Linked DNA regions of Homo sapiens: region 2 is linked to region 1. Evidence: read pairs that join two places in POLR2A ChIA-PET (ENCODE). Cell type or tissue: MCF 10A. All regions are shown on one strand. Region 1 overlaps BABAM2 (BRISC and BRCA1 A complex member 2). Region 2 overlaps BABAM2 (BRISC and BRCA1 A complex member 2).

Region 1 (5,000 bases):
CTACATTCCACCATGTGCCTAGAACTGACGGAGTAATCATCTGGGATAATTAAACATTACTGATTGGTATAAATGTCATGAGCTGAGGGTAATTACCAAGCTTGAGCATAAATGCATACATAAAATGAAACTGAAACTTGAGAACTTGTTTTAAATGTACAATTTTGAAACTGATAAGCAGAGTCTTTCTGTATTGTACCATATTGTTAACCTGCCTGGTTGGCCCTTTCCCTTTTAAGTAATGACTCCATAAAGGATGGATTTGGGGTGATACATGCCTTCTATATTTATCCAAAATCCTTTTCAAAATCATGAGACTGCCTCTGGTTTAATATGTCAATGGAATATTCACTGTAAAGGGCATGGATATTTAAGAGGGTTGTTTCCTTTACAATGTGTGGACAGAGCTCTCAAAATTTCTTTCTTTGAAAAAGAAAACTAGAAATTATTTGAAGACTGTGACAGAGTCATGTCACTGGAATTGGAAGCACAGCTGTCCCTGTGAGGGCCCAGGCCACGAGGAGAGGAAATCATGTTGGTTCACTGACTGGCTGGGGAATCCTTGAAGGAACAAATCCAGGGTGCAGCAGGAAGTTGCCTGGGTGGGAGGTAGTGGCTCTTGTCCAGCCTGAGGCCTAATCAAATCAAACACACTCGACCACCTTGCATTTACAAAAATCTCCTCTATTTGGGATGCTGGGTGAAAATCCTAAGACCTTACACCTGTGTGCTTCTGAAGACGTCCATATATGTGAAGCAGCTGCCTCCTTTTATCTCAAACACTGCCAAACACCTTAGACATCCCACTGAGAGCTAGCTATGTGCTTATGGACAGCTATCTTCCAAACTGGGAAGAACCAAATAAGACACGCTATAGCCTTTTGTTTCTCCAAGGCTCTGGAACATATTCTGTACACATTAACTCGGTGTGCCTGCATCTCATGTAGACCTGCCTCCTGAATCCCAGGGAAGAGGGCAAGATCATATCAGTATAAGGATCAAGAAACACTAGCATTACATCACTGTGTGAGTAAGATAAAGCAAGGCAGAAGAGAAAGAGCTGCATTTGAATTTGGACATTTGAGAACTGGTTTAAATTTGGTTCTGCATTTACCACCTGTGGGATCTTAGGCAAGTCACTAAACCTCTCTGCTATAGAACGGCAATCATGACTTTTATGTTGCAGTGTTTCATAAATAACAACTATTAGTGTGATCTGGATTCAGGGCTGAGGCTCTTCTGTAGAAACAGCAGAAGATAGCAACAGACTGAAGGAATAGTCATGCCATCTGGGTGAACAGCAGGTCGACTCTTGGTTCAGGAAAGACGAAGGTGGTATGTGGTTCAGGTACAGTCAAATACACGACCAATAGCAGCAGCAGCCATAACTCTCTCCAAAACATAAAGACCACACAGAGTGTGCACATAGGTGCCAGACACCACTACTTAAAGAGCTTGTTCCTAGGCCTGCTCCTTTTTAAAGAGATAATTTAATTTTAAGTTTCATGAGGGGCCAGGCAAAGTGGCTCATGCCTGTAATCCCAGCACTTTGGGAGGCTGTGGCAGGATGAATGCTTGAAGCCAGGAGTTTGAGACCAGTCTGGGCAACAAAGCAAAACCCTGTCTCTACAAAAAATAAAAAATCAGCTAGGTGTGCTGGGACGTGCCTGTAACCACAGCTACTCAGGAGACTGAGGCAGGAGGATGGCTTGAGTCTAGGAGTTTGAGGCAGCAGTGAGCTATGATTGCACCACTATACTCCAACCTGTGTCAAAGAGCAAGACCCTGTCTCTTAAAAAAAAAATTTCATGAGGGAGGGACCATATCTTATTCAAGTACCTGATACAGTGTTTGGCCCAACAGGTGTTCAATAAAATAATTTCTAATAAAATTATAATAATAGGCTTAACCCTGTTTCTCAGCATAGAGTAAAGGAAATAGAACACAGGCTATAAATAATGTCAAGACAATATGCCTTCCAGCATTTTCCTAATATGTATAGTTGGCCAAGTACTACTAAGTACTATCAGTCAAATACTATTAGAGCTCCTGATGTCATTGTCAATGTAAAAAAAAAAAAATGACAAGAAAAAATCCAAAATATCTCAAGATTATTTCTATTGAATAGCCTCAGTTTGTTTCTAATCTTTCCACAGCCCATGTTCACATCTGTGGCCTCCCTTTTATGGGCTCTGGAGCTGTAAATCTGAAAGAAGACAGATAAGGTAGAAACCTTGTTAAACAAAATCCTCATCAAAATGACAAACATTCAAACAGGAGTGGCCTGCCTTTATCTCCAGTTACCACCCAGTTTGGATGGAGTCTGTTTCCCTTTTACAAAAGGTTTGCTGTATGAGAAGGGAACATTTTACCCAAGAGACCGAAAGTCACTCCCAACTAGGTATTTCCCAAAGGAGTTGTACTGTATGTTCCAGAGTGCAGCTGCTGAGCTAACTATCTGGGTTGCAATAAAATGTCTTGATTTTTATCCATGGTTGGACAGATTGAGTTTTCTGATAACCCCAGTCCATTTCCCTAGAAATGCAGGTATGTATCCACATGCTGACTCATTCCGGGTGCAGAGAGCACAGAGTCTCTACAGAGGGTGGAGACTGCAAAGGCGAATACTTCCAAGATGGAGAGGAGAAGGGGGAAGGGAGAGAGCAAGAAAAAACAACCTAGAGGAGTGTTCTGGATTGACTATTTACAGACAGTTTGCCAGCAACAGATAAGGGATGGATCAGGGCTGGCAACCATTACTGGGGTGGTTTCTTTGGGTCTTTTAAGATAAAAGAGATTTGATATGTTTATTAAGTAATGTGGTTACCCTGGAAGCTGGGCATGTACTTCTCGTGATAACTGTATAGCAATTACTTCTGTTGGTTACAAGCCTCAGCTTTTGTTTGCTGAAATGTTAGATTTGGTTATATCTTTGTAGGTATGAGATACTTTTAAAGGGATAGTGTTTAGTAAATTTAGATATGTAAAACTTGCCTTTCATTGGCAAGGATCACAATAACAGCTTTGTAGGATTTCTCCGCAGACAAATAATCTCTACAGTGGACCTCAAGACTTCATACTAGGATTCTGAAGATGATTGAGTCAATGGATGAGTGTAACGAACTTTTGGAAACTTCAAGGCAATTAAAGGAAACTGCAGGAGGACCAGAAAAGATCAAGACCAGGGCACGAGGGCTGATCCAAACAACGGGGGCCGGCATTTGTGATCTTGGGTAGAGCCACCCCAGTGTGGGTCAACTCCACAGCATTAGGAAAACCAGTTTATCAGAATTACCTTCTCAAGCAATAGATCTGTTCCTTGTCACATTCTTAGAACTAATAAAGACTTATCTTTATTACTACTAATTATAATGTTTTGGTTCATTCTTTTAAAAATTATGCAATATGTGACACATACCAAAGAATACTTGTAATACACACTTAAGGTCTGAAACACAGCAGAAAAACAGAACATGACTGAATCTATGCTCCCTCTCAGAACAAAGACATGAGCCACAAGCTGAAGCGACCTTGCCATCCCTCTCTCTCCATTGTCTCCCTGCCTCTCTCTCCAGAGATAATCACTGTCCTAAAATGCCTGTTTATCACTCCTTCATTTTTGTTTGTTGTTTTTTAGAGACTGAGTCTTGATAGGCTAGACTCAATTTCTAGGCTCAACGTATCCTCTTGTCTCAGCCTCCCCAAGTAGCTGGGACTATAGGCATGTGCCACTGCGGCCAGGACACCTTCACTTTTTTAGAAACATGGCTTTAATGCAGATTTCTATATCCCTAATAAATAAATGGACAGATTGTCTGGTTTTGCTTGTTTTTGAGCTCTTTATATAAAAATTCTATCGTGTGTCTCCTGGAACTTGCTTTTTTCAGTCAATATTAGGGTTCTAAGATTTCGTCTTTATTGTGTATAGATACAGTTTGTCATTTTCACAGTTGTATAATAATGTAAATTTGACACTATTTATCCATTCCTCTGTCAGTGAACATTTGGGTTTTTGGGTTTCTTCTAGTTTCAACTACAACTAGAGATACTGCCATGATTATTCTTGAACATGTGCTCATCAACAATTTTTCCTTTTTCTCCTAGGCATACCCAAACAAATTTCCCAGCCTTCCTGCAGTGAGGTGGAGCCAAATGACTAAATTCTGTGTGTTGGAGAGATAAATGCCACTTCTGGGCCTGACCCCTATGGCCCCTGCCATGCTGGCCTGAAGAAGAGGGTGCAGTGGAGGATGCTGAGGCCATAGGGAATGGTGGAGCCATTAGACAGAGAAGCTGGTCCCAGAACTTCTGCAAGAAGCAGAGTCCTCCTTTCATCCATAATGACCACCACTGAATTGACAGCACAGGAAATAAAACGTTACTGTGTTAGCCACAGAGACTGGGGGTTGCTTGTTATAGGTGTTAGACTTTCCTGATAAAACCACCATTTCAAAATACATTAAAAGTGTGTGTGTGTGTGTGTGTGTGTGTGTATGTGTGTGTGTGTCTAGTCAGTGTAAATGAAGCAACAGCTGGGCCTGGGGGTGGGCTCTGCCTCCTGCATTTATGGGGGAGTGAGGGACTTGTGGAGATAAAAGCACCAGGAGGGATCCTCCTAGTGGAGTTGTTCTGCCTCTTGATTGTGTCAATGTCAGTATCCTATCCTGGTTGTTGATATTGTACTACAGTTGTTCAAGATGATACCACTGGGAGAAAGTGGGTGAAGGGTACATAGGATCTTTGTATTCTTTCTTTCTTTCTTTCCTTCTTTTTTGGAGACAGAGTTTCACTCTTGTCACCCAGGCTGGAGTGCAGTGGCACAATCTAGGCTCACTGCAACCTCCGCCTCCCAGGTTCAAGCAATTCTCCTGCCTTAGCCTCCCACGTAGCTGGGATTACAGGTGCCTGTCACCACACCCAGCTAATTTTTGTATTTTTAGTAGAAATGGGCTTTCACCATGTTGATCAGGCTGGTCTCGAATTCCTGATCTCAGCTGATC
Region 2 (5,000 bases), 130 kb after region 1:
GTATTTGATCCAATTTATCCGAATGTAATATCCTTACTCATTCATAATTTTAAGTAGTATTATTTTAATTTTCAGTTCCCCTCACCCTTTCCCTAGGTCCTTTAGCCAAGTTTCACTTTATCCCAGCCCTTGTAGATCCCAGGCTATCCAAATATTCCAAGAGACCATGTTTGCTGCCAGGCACGCTGTGGGGTAAAGGCAGGGGAGGGGAGGCTGGAGACGCCAACAGGACTATATTAGGTCACATAGGTCACAGAAGATCAAAGTCATATTCCACCTCCAGGATTCAGTTGATAAACCGCTCTTATGAAACAGGGCTCCACCTCTCAGAAACATGAACAGGCGACCATAAAGGAAAGTATCCTCCTGGCTAGCCACAAGGCACAGCAATAAGAAATGACTGTGAAAGCCCACCGCCTTAACATGCACATAGTGTCACAGCTTTCTGCCTCTCCAGCCAGACCTGTCAATGGAGACTGTGGTTGAGCTTGGGCAGGGGCCTGGCTAGGGCCAGCCTGGCCAGAGGGGCTGTGGCTCACCAGCCCTCAACTGATGGAAAAGAGGCCCAGGCCTTAAAGAGTTTAGAGTCCAGGGAGGCAATATGACAAAGGAGGCATAAACACAGGGAAAAAGTGTGGTGCCATTGTGGAGGCAGGCAGTGGCGGTCAGGAAATGTTCCATGGAGGAGGTGATGATTGAGAAGATCTAAGAACATGGGCAGGACTTTAACGGACCCTGTGGGGGAGGTAAATAAACTCAATGTTCTGGTCTAAGGAGCAGCCTGAGCAAGGTATGGAAGTGAAAAAAATACAAGATGTGTTCGGGAAATCACAAAATTCTGCTTGGCTGGACAACAGGATACACGTAGAGTCCAGCCTAGGGTGGAAAAGTGAACAGGACTGTAACACGGAATCTGAATGCCAGATGGAGAGCTGTGCATTTACTTCGCTTGGCAACAGAGAGGCATTGAAGCTTCTCAGCAAGGACATTACAGGACTGGAATTTACTTCAAAGGACAGTGACAGTTCCACATGGATAAACTGAAATAGGAAGGAACTAGAAGTTAAGAGCCCCTCAGGACCCATGGCAACTGGAAGACTGAACTAGGTAATGATAGTAGGCATGACAAGACTCAGAGACATTGTGGAGAGTGGGTTTTTAGTCCAAAACAACTGGCTGGCTAATAGGGGCATGAGGTATGGTCAATGCCTTTAAGATGTACCACCTGGGCACCAAGAAGACAAGAGTGTCATGAATAAAAACAGGCTGTAAAGAAGAAACATTAGCTTATTGGGGGAATGATGAGTTTAGTTTCAGGCCCTTTAAATTTGAGGTGTCAACTGAACACACAGATAGACATGTCTATCTAGTGGTTAGAGAAGCAGATCTGTAAGCAGGGAGAAATGCTGAGATTAGAAATGGGGATCTGGGTGTCATCCACAAACAGGCAATGCCACAAAAGTGTCTAGGGATGTTATCACAGGAAGCACAATTTAGCATAATTTAATGGGTTGAAAAAAGGAAGGAGTAGCAGTGAAGGAGACAAGGAAGGATCTAAAAACTCCAAGTTATGGAAGAAAAAAGCTATATTATAAAACACATGATAGACATACTATCATGAGGATCAGATGGGATGGTAAAGTGAAAAGCAGTTTGAATATTTTAAAGTACTGAACAAATACATATCTGTTATTGTTACAGTATTGCATATTTAATCTCTAGAAAAGCCAGGCTTTCCATAATCTTCCAAAGCTCCTTCTCCACCAAGTCAAATGGAAATGTGATCTCCCACTCTCTTGAACTCTTATAGCACTTAATAAGTATTTTCTCAAGGAGCACTAACTAAGCATCAACCATGGGCCAAGCACTACAGTAGGGCCTTTCTCATCTACCTCCCCACTTGGAGTAGATGAAACTGAAACTTAGATTTATTCCTCTTCACAGAAGATGAAATGAAGCTCAAAAACGTTAACTTAAGCCAAGATTGCCAGCCAATAAGTGAAGGAACAGGGGGCTTCTGATGCCATGTATTAATATGCCTTTTCTATTAATCCACAAGTCACAACTTGCCATATTTGTTCTGATCCCTCTTACTTTGAGGAAATTAAGGAGATGAGCCACATTTCATTTATGCTGACAGCCTCTGAAGCACCTAGCAAAGGGCCTCACATGTGGTTGATTCTCATTGGGTTTCTGTTGCCTGAAAGAACAAACATGCATATTGCAGGTACACAGGCCTCAATAATAGTGAGCGTTCGTGGGCTGGGAAGTTTTGAGTACTCATTTCCAAGGCAGATGTAACTTAACAAAAAGTTCTAAAAACAAATTCTGTACTTGTGAAAGATGCCACCTGGTCTGCCTCAGGGCTGAAGTCCTCTTTTTATGCACAGAGTGGGAACAGCACAGGGAATGAGGAAGCTGGTTGTCTTTAAACCACTCCCACAAAGTGGCTCAAGCCAAGAAAAGGGCCCACACCTTTCGTGGAAGAGTGCTATGCAGACTCTCATGCCCATTTAACCTTTGGGTTCACTACAACAACTGCCAACAGTCTGGGGAAGAGGGAAAGGTAGAGCATGTTTCACGCCAGCTCTGATGATGTAACCTTAAAACTCACAGCTTTTCTGCCAGGGGAAAAAAAAGCAACTGGTTTAGAAACTATTTTTTCCCCTTTTCTAATATTCAACCAAAATCTAATTTGCATCATTGACTACTAGCTTTTTTTTTTTTTTTTTGCATAACTCACCATTGACTTTTTTTTTTTTTTAATTAACAGAACTTACTCGTGTCTAATTCAACGGATTGGTTTTGGTTCCTTGGAAGACAAATGTATAGGGCCAGAAATATGTTTATTTCATAAATGTCCCTTGTGCAAGAACACAAAGTTCTTCTCAGAAGCATTTACTCTGCAAGTCATAGAAATGCGCAGTGGGAGACCGGTAAACAATATGCATCTAAGCATCGTAAGGGCGTGCAGCCACGTGCGGCAGGGCTGCCAGGGACACCAGACAACTATTCCACGACCCTGGGCAAACAGACTTCAGAAGTGGGATCACATTTCAGAGCTTCATCAAATTAGAACACATCTCAGAGTCTTCTACCAATGAATCTGACTGATGTTCTCTTTTGTCAGGATTGTCTAATTTGTAGTCTTTTTAGGGTACAACAAATCAATATTTTTTCCTACATATGATGACAAGACCCAAAAGTAGCCCTTTTCTTTTCCAATTGCTGGGAGTAGTTAACGTGAGTATAATATCTTTGCCTCCTGCATGGACAAGCTGGGACAGAGGAACAGTCAGACTGGAATGGGGTTCCTCCCAGGCCCACGATATCTCTCTATGCCCATGGAGGAGATGGTGGGAATGCAAGCCTTCTCTTGGTAATTTTTACCCAGTGTGGATGGGGCTATTGGTCTCTCCTGAGCCTCTCCCTGTCAAATGCACTGCATGGGGCTTGGGACTTCCTAGAAAGAGCCATAGCAGAAACCAAAAGGAGTACAAGCCTCAGCTAGGGCAAGAGTTTGACGTTGGCTTTGGGCGGGTCCACATGGGATGCTTTTCCCATGACTCCTGAAAGAACTCTCCAAGTCTGAATCGATAATCAATGCTTGGATAGCTCAAAGTTGACAAGATAGTATAAAACACAGAAAATAAATGAGAGCTTAGCACAGTCAGTTCTCAAAACCTATCCCATGACTACAGCCTTCTTGAAATGGCATGTCTGTTCTATGCTCTGAACTCTGGAAGAATTAACCACAAGTATTAATAACTTTAGCAAATATCTAAGCCCTTATAGAAGTCATACCCCAAGTTTACTTCTTTTATGTTAATCTTTCTCTAAAACCTCATTTTGAAAACTTCTACTTAAAGATATAAGAATGTTTGGTAGTTTGTTTTGGTATTATAAACGTAGTTCTACCAAGTGAATTTGTAGCAACCAGGAAAAGTATAAGACCTTTCAGTGAGGCATTTTCCAATATTTTGGTGAGAACTACTTATTCACCTAGAAGACTGCCAATTAGGCAATTGATAACTGTGTATTGCATTTATGCACGGCATTAAAAAAAAGACTTGTTCCTCAACTCAATAAGTAGCTTGCAATTCAGCAAAAGATTTTTAAAAATCCTTATCACCAATTAAAGCTATGATGGGTAGATTATAATATAAATATAGATTATAAGATTAATATAAATTCAGTGTTACAAAGAGCTCTGGGGAAGGCTAGACTAATTGTCCTCAGGGAAAATGGTTGGTAGAGATGGTATTTGAATAAGGCCTTAGAAAAAGTATAGTATTTCAACAGGAAGAGGGGTTAGAGAAGGGCCTTGTACATGGAAGGAGCAGCTTTAGCAAAAGCACAGAGGCAAGAGAGTGCTGGCAATGTAAGAAAACTTCAAGTGCTCAGGTCTGGCTGAAGGAAACAGTATATGAGGGGAAGCAACCGAAAAATGATCTAAAAGGGTATGCTGTGGAGAGCTCTTAACGTAAGAAAGAAGAAGAGGCCAGGCGTGGTGGCTCACGCCTGTAATCTCAGCACTTTGGGAGGCCGAGGTGGGTGGATCACGAGGTCAGGAGTTTGAGACCATCCTGGCTAACATGGTGAAACCCCGTCTCTACTAAAAATACAAAAAATTAGCCGGGCGTGGTGGCGGGCGCCTGTAGTCCCAGCTACTCGGGAGGCTGAGGCAGGAGAATGGCGTGAACCCGGGAGGCGGAGCTTGCAGTGAGCGGAGATGGTGCCACTGCACTCCAGCCTGGGGGACGGAACGAGATTCCGTCTCAAAAAAAAAAAAAAGAAGAAGAAGAAAGAAAAAAAAGGGAGGAAGGACATGAGAGAGCTGGACTTTGGAGATTGGAAAAATGACTTTTAAAATATACCCTTCCCTAATCATTTCCCACACGTTAGATTTTTAGAGTGAGACTATTTCATTAGCAAGTTTATTTGCAAATTAGGTGTAGTAACTTCCAAGAAAAACAACCTAGCTGCTGGAACAAATGTTT

Evidence for each region. Peaks named below come from ENCODE experiments on the same cell type or tissue, not always from the same donor. Only the 100,000 strongest peaks of a DNase experiment are listed, where the experiment ranks them.
Region 2: POLR2A ChIA-PET joins it to region 1 with 15 read pairs; 4 of 35 experiments call an interaction of 5 or more read pairs at or near these places.

Annotation. Positions count from the first base shown.
Region 1 is chr2:28,266,932-28,271,931 of GRCh38, reverse strand. All of the region lies in intron 10 of BABAM2 (BRISC and BRCA1 A complex member 2), which reads right to left. LOC124907745 (a long non-coding RNA gene) reads left to right here. Exons shown (of 2, transcript XR_007086254.1): 1 at 1-2,547; 2 at 3,031-3,366. Among named protein-coding and RNA genes, the nearest start is that of BABAM2-AS2, 41 kb to the left of the region's middle. In MCF 10A, no CTCF peak of the experiment used is centred here; a DNase peak (open chromatin) is centred at 2,581.
Region 2 is chr2:28,131,937-28,136,936 of GRCh38, reverse strand. All of the region lies in intron 7 of BABAM2 (BRISC and BRCA1 A complex member 2), which reads right to left. Among named protein-coding and RNA genes, the nearest start is that of MIR4263, 140 kb to the right of the region's middle. RefSeq lists a silencer at 1,348-1,548. In MCF 10A, no CTCF peak of the experiment used is centred here; a DNase peak (open chromatin) is centred at 2,486.